Regions from separate parts of the Homo sapiens genome. Here region 2 is linked to region 1. A link is an interaction called in ENCODE POLR2A ChIA-PET data of the cell type or tissue named here. Cell type or tissue: OCI-LY7. All regions are shown on one strand. Each heading gives the region's core, and the rest is flanking DNA. Links, peaks and the distances in the headings are about the cores only.

Region 1 (2,923 bases), core at 109-2,608:
GAGGGAATGAGGTGACTGCCTCTGACCCCAAGTGTCCTGCCATCCTTTTAGAGTTAAGCCAGACGGTCAGACTGCTGTGGGCTTCCACAGGATGTATTGGCGCTTGGCGTGTGATGTCAGTGGCCTGTGTAGATGAGGTCTGAGACAGCCAGTTCTGGGGGTTTGTTCTTGGCCTTATTCATGCTCTTCTACTGTGACATCCTTGTGAGAACCCTTGGGAGAAATTTCTGATTTTGGTGTCAGAATTTCACCTGAAGAATTAGTTTGCTTTCATGTTTTGAACCCTGAATTATGTGACTGTTTTCATCTTAGTGATGGTTGCTAAAAAGTTTAGTTAGAGACAGATGTATGGGCTGACTCTTGACTAATTTAGACATATTCCAGGAGAACATTTCTGTCTTGTCATCTGTGGCTCTGCTTCAGGTCTCTCTCCATGTGTGATTTTTTTTTTTTTTTTTTTTTGATGTGGAGTCTCACTCTGTTGCCCAGGCTGGAGTGCAGTGGTGCAGTCTCGGCTCACTGCAAGCTCCGCCTCCCAGGTTCACACCATTCTCCTGCCTCAGCCTCCTGAGTAGCTGGGACTACAGGCGCCAGCCACCACGCCCAGATAATTTTGTTTTTGTATTTTTAATATAGACGGAGTTTCACCATGTTAGCCAGGATGGTCTCGATCTCCTGACCTTGTGATCTGCCCGCCTTGGCCTCCCAAAGTGTTGGGATTACAGGCGTGAGCCACCACACCCAGCCTAAAGTTTTTAAAGAATTTTTAAAATATCTATCATAATCTGTCTGTCTATCTATGTATCTCTCTCTCTCTCTCTATCTATCTATCTATCTGTCTTTACTGGAGGTGGGGTCTCACTATGTTGCCCAGGCTGGTCTTGAACTCCTAGGCTCAATCGATCCTCTAGCTGCAGCCTTCCAGAGCACTGGGATTACAGTTATTTGTTATTCTTTTTATTTTCTAGTCTGTTGTGCTGAACTGCATTTATCTTTTAAATAGACTTTAAATATTCTTTGGCAGAAAGTGAGGAATACATACGTATGTTCTACATATAAAATCAGTAAAATCAAATACAAATTATCAAGCCCAATGTTGTAAGGGCCATAGGGAAATAAGCGCATACACGTGGTTAATGACAGTGTGCACTGAGTTTCTGAGGAGTGTGGCTAGCAATAGATACTTAGCACTATAAAGTTGTTTATTCTTATTAAGAGGTTAATGCCACTTTTGGAGATGTATCACAGAGAAGTAACCCAAAAGAAGATAGTCCTTACAAAATTATTTATAGCTATGATGCACAACAGTGAAAGAGGGGAATCAACCTAAATGCACAGTGGTAGAGGAGAGTCGAATAAGTCAGTTAATATAATGGAATGTTATAAAGCCACCAAAAATGTTCAGTGGGTTAGATAAATAGAAGTGTCCATAAAATACGTAAATTATCAAAACATGCATTAAATCTATTTAATAATATGTAGATGTAGCAAAAAGAATGAGATGGTCATGGTGAGACTGCTAGGTAGGAAGGGGTCCCCGGAAAAACTCCAACCGGCCTGTGCAGTGGGGTGGAGCTCCCCGGAAAAACTCCAACCGGCCTGTGCACTGGGGTGGAACTTCAGGATGTTTGCACTGTTGATAGTGGGGAGGAGCCTGGCACGTCTTCTTACTGTGTAAAACCCAGTATTCTAGCTGCTGGCGGAAAGCACTCTAGCAGGGACTCTGGCCTTGTGAGAGTCCCAATAAAACCCTGTCTTACTCACTATTCAAACCGTCTGCGAGCCTAAATTTTTGTGGCCTTGAGACGGACAAGGACCCCATCTTTAGCTGAACTAAGGAAAAATCCTGCAACAGTGGATATTGGAAATAATATTAATGGATAGATTTTACTCTCCTGAAGGATTAATATAATCTGTGAGTACTTTTAGGCTTACTGCCAGTACAAGGAGTGGCTTACTTACTACCGGTACAAGGAGTATATATACTCTCTTGAGCTTTTCTGTCTGTTTGGCTATTTCAGTGCCTCCAGAAAGGGTTGAGAAGATAATGGATCAGATTGAAAAGTACATCATGACTCATCTCTGTAAATATGCGTTCTGTCCAGAACCCCAGTGAGCCTGGAAGACTGGGTGCTATGGGAAATGTCATCAATCCAATGCTAGTGAAAGATGTGACTGGGGAATGCTGAAAAATGCGCACCCCTGGGAGGAATGAGGAAAGATGACATCCACTGACTTGTTATTTTTTTGAGAAGGAGTCTTGCTCTGTTGCCCAGGCTGGAGTGTGGTGGCACGATCTCGGCTCACTGATGATGAGAAGAAAGATCTTGCCATTCAAAAGAGGATCAGGTAGTTGCTTATTTTGTTTTGCTTTATACTTACTACCTACTAATGGAAGAATACATTGGGGGAAATAAGGCACCTGAGTTTCAAACCTTAAGAGAAAGCAACAGCTCATGTTTCTGCTTCCTTAGAGTGGAAGCTTCTCTGTGGTGTCAGAAAGACGAGGAATGTGGTGACCTCACCTATCCATCTCCCTCAAGGCAGCTTTTGGTAAGTTGTGTTTGGTGTTTGAGATTGTTTTCAATCTCTGAAATCTCCAAGGAATAGGGGGACTGTGTTCTTGGTCCATTAACATTTCCTCAAGCAGGAAGCTGTGAATATCTGTATCAAGGCAGGGGATGTCGGCTGGGCCTGGTGGCTCATACCTGTAATCCCAGCACTATGGGAGGCTGAGGTGGGTGGATCACTTGAGGCTGGGAGTTCAAGAGTAGCCTGGACAACATGGTAAAACCCCGTCTCTACTAAAAATACAAAAATTAGCCAGGCATGGTGGCGCAGGCCTGTGATCCCAGCTGTTTGGGAGGCTAAGGCACGAGAATGGCTTGAATCCAGGAGGCGGAGGTTGCAGTGAGCCGAGATT
Region 2 (2,923 bases), core at 243-2,742, 1.6 Mb before region 1:
ATCAAATTCAGACTTGCCACCTAGGTATGAACTATCAAAATATCATATTTAGGTTAATTAGTATCTTAAGGACAAAATTAATTTTTAAAAAAAAGTCAAACAGTAGGCCAGGCATGGTGGCTCACACCTGTAATCCCAGCATGTTGGGAGGGCAAGGCAGGAGGATCACTTGCACACAGCAGTTCCAGACCAGTGTAGGCAACATGGTGAGACCCTGTCTCTACAAAATCTTTTTTTTTTAATTAGCTGGGCATGTTGGTACATGCCCGTAGTCCCAGCTACTCAGGAGGCTGAGGCAGGAGGATGGCTTGAGCACAGTAGGTTGAGGATGCTGTGAGCCATGATCATGCCACTGCACCCCAGCCAAGGCAACAGAGAAAAAAATAAAATAAAAATAAATGTAAAAAGTAAAACAGTCCAGACATGGTGGCTGATGCCTGTAATCCCAACACTTTGGGAGGCCAAGGCAGGAGGATCACTTGAGGCCAGGAGTTCGAGATCAGCTTGGGGAACATAGAGAGACCTCATCTCTACAAAAAAAATGAAATAAAAATAAGTGAAACAGGGGACTAACCAAAATGAAAGATGAAACAATCAAAAAAAATCAGGGAAAGAAGGCAGTAATGCAATAAAAAATAGAATTTAACAAAGCTTAAAGGGCAAAGGTGTGATTAATGACATTCCTAAATACAACTGAAAATATATGTAGAACTGCATAAATTACGCAATTGTTGCCAAAATGAATAAAACTTCATTTGAGTGAAAGTATATTTAATATCCTACACTTATGCCTAACACCAAAAAAGGTTAAATCAGAAAATATTACCAGGAGAACACATTAGTTTGAAATAGAACAGAGACAACACTTAGTCTATTTCATAGGCATGAAGATAAACCAAAAGGTACTATAACAGGAACTGAAAAATGCAAACCAATAAGAAATCAGTTAAGAGATTCCTTTAGAAAAAAAAAAAAACAAAACCAACTTATTTATTTATTTTTTTAATAGAGACAAGGTCTCACTATGTTGCGCAGGCTGGTCTCAAACTCCTGACCTCAGATTATCCACCCGTCTCGGCCTCCCAAAGTGCTGGGATTACAGGCATGAGCCACTGCACCTGGCCAAGAGATTCTTAGACTGAGCATCAAGGAGTTAAATTCTCACAGCAGAGCAGCCTGGGAAACAAAGCAAGACACTGTCTCTACAAAAAATACAAAAATTAGCTGAGTGTGGTGGCAAATACCTGTATTCCCAGCTACTCAGGAGGCTGAGGCAGAAGGATCACCTGAGCCTGGGGAGGTAAAGGCTGCAGTGGCCTGTGATCACACCACTGTACTCCATACTGGCAACAGAGTAAGACCTTGTCTCGAAAAAAAAAAATTCCCATGGAAAACTATTCTGTAATTAAATACTGAAATGAGCACTGTATGCAGAAGAGATAATATGCCTGAGACTGTTATTCTCAGTCCTGTTTGCAAGGCTGACTCTCGGCTAGCATCTAGGAACTCTTATTTTTGGAGGGTTCCCCCCATTCCATAAGTAAGAGTCTTCACTGTGCCAAAACTGTGCAAACAATATAGTTCGTTGTTGTTGTTGTTGTTTAAGACAGGGTCTCACTCTGTCGCCCAGGGTGCAGTGCAATCGTGCAATCGGCTCACAGCAACTTCCGCCGCCTCCTGGGTTCAAGCGATTCTCCTGCCTCGGCCAACTGAGTAGCTGGAATTACAGGCATGCACCACCACGCCTGGCTAATTTTGTATTTTTAGTGGAATCGGGGTTTCACCACGTTGGCCAGGCTGGTCTCAAACTCCTGACCTCAAGTGATCTGCGTGCCTCGGCCTCCCAAAGTGCTGGGATTACAGGTGTGAGCCACCACACCAGGCCTAAACAACATGGTTTTGCTGAACACTTGTTTTCCTTCTGGGAGTCTGGAATTTTAGTTTGTGGTAGGCAAATGGTGCCTATATGACCAATGTCCAAGAAAAACCCTGGGCACTGAGTTTTTAATGAGCTTCTCTGGCAGACAAGATTTCACATGTGTTGTCACAATTCACCACTGCAAGAATTAAGCACATCACATGTGACAACATTGGGAAAGGACTCTCAGAAACTTGTGCCTAGTTTCTTTCAGAAATTGCACCAAGTGCTATTTTTCTTGTTGATTTTACTTTGTATCCTTTCACTGTGTGTCTGTATATTTTTTTAAAGATGGATTCTTGCCGTGTGTGTGTGTGTGTGTGTGTGTGTGTGTGTGTGTATTTTTTTTTTTTTTTTTAAAGATGGGTTCTTGCCACGTTGCCCAGGCTGGTCTCGTACTCCCAGGCTCAAGCAATCCTCCGGCCCCAGCTCCCCAAAATGCTGGGATAAGAGCTGTGAGCCACCATGCCTGTCCTCCTTCACTATAACAAATCATAGCCATAAGTACAACCATATGCTGAGTCCTGTGAATCCTTTCAGCAAATCACAGGCCCTGGGAGTAGCCTTAGGAATCCCAGTGGACACAGGCAAAATGCATTCTTTACATGAAACCAAACTGGGGTACTAGCATTCACCAGATAGATTAAGAGCTTTATGTAATCTCTCGCTCATTTCCTATCTCTACATATGAAATGCAGTAGATATGTATGCAGAAAATTTTAAAATAAGGAAAAAGGCCATTTTAAATACCAATTTGCTTCTCCTACACTAAAGAGTATTTAAAGTCCACATTAAATCTATAATTCTTTTCTTTTCTTTTTTTTTTTTTTTGAGACCGAGTCTTGCTCTGTCACTCAGGTTGGAGTGCAGTGGCACGATCTTGGCTCACTGCAAGCTCCACCTCCCGGGTTCACACCATTCTCCTGCCTCAGCCTCCCGAGTAGCTGGGACTACAGGTGCCTGCCACCACGCCCAGCTAATTTTTTTGTATTTTTAGTAGAGACA

Evidence for each region. Peaks named below come from ENCODE experiments on the same cell type or tissue, not always from the same donor. Only the 100,000 strongest peaks of a DNase experiment are listed, where the experiment ranks them.
Region 2: POLR2A ChIA-PET joins it to region 1 with 5 read pairs; 1 of 35 experiments calls an interaction of 5 or more read pairs at or near these places.

What each region holds. Positions count from the first base shown.
Region 1 is chr7:76,107,861-76,110,783 of GRCh38, reverse strand. It overlaps the pseudogene GTF2IP7. Among named protein-coding and RNA genes, the nearest start is that of MDH2, 61 kb to the right of the region's middle. In OCI-LY7, for the core only: no CTCF peak of the experiment used is centred there; a DNase peak (open chromatin) is centred at 1,653.
Region 2 is chr7:77,741,518-77,744,440 of GRCh38, reverse strand. All of the region lies in intron 2 of RSBN1L (round spermatid basic protein 1 like), which reads right to left. Among named protein-coding and RNA genes, the nearest start is that of RSBN1L, 47 kb to the right of the region's middle. In OCI-LY7, for the core only: no CTCF peak of the experiment used is centred there; no DNase peak of the experiment used is centred there; H3K27ac peaks cover 655 bases.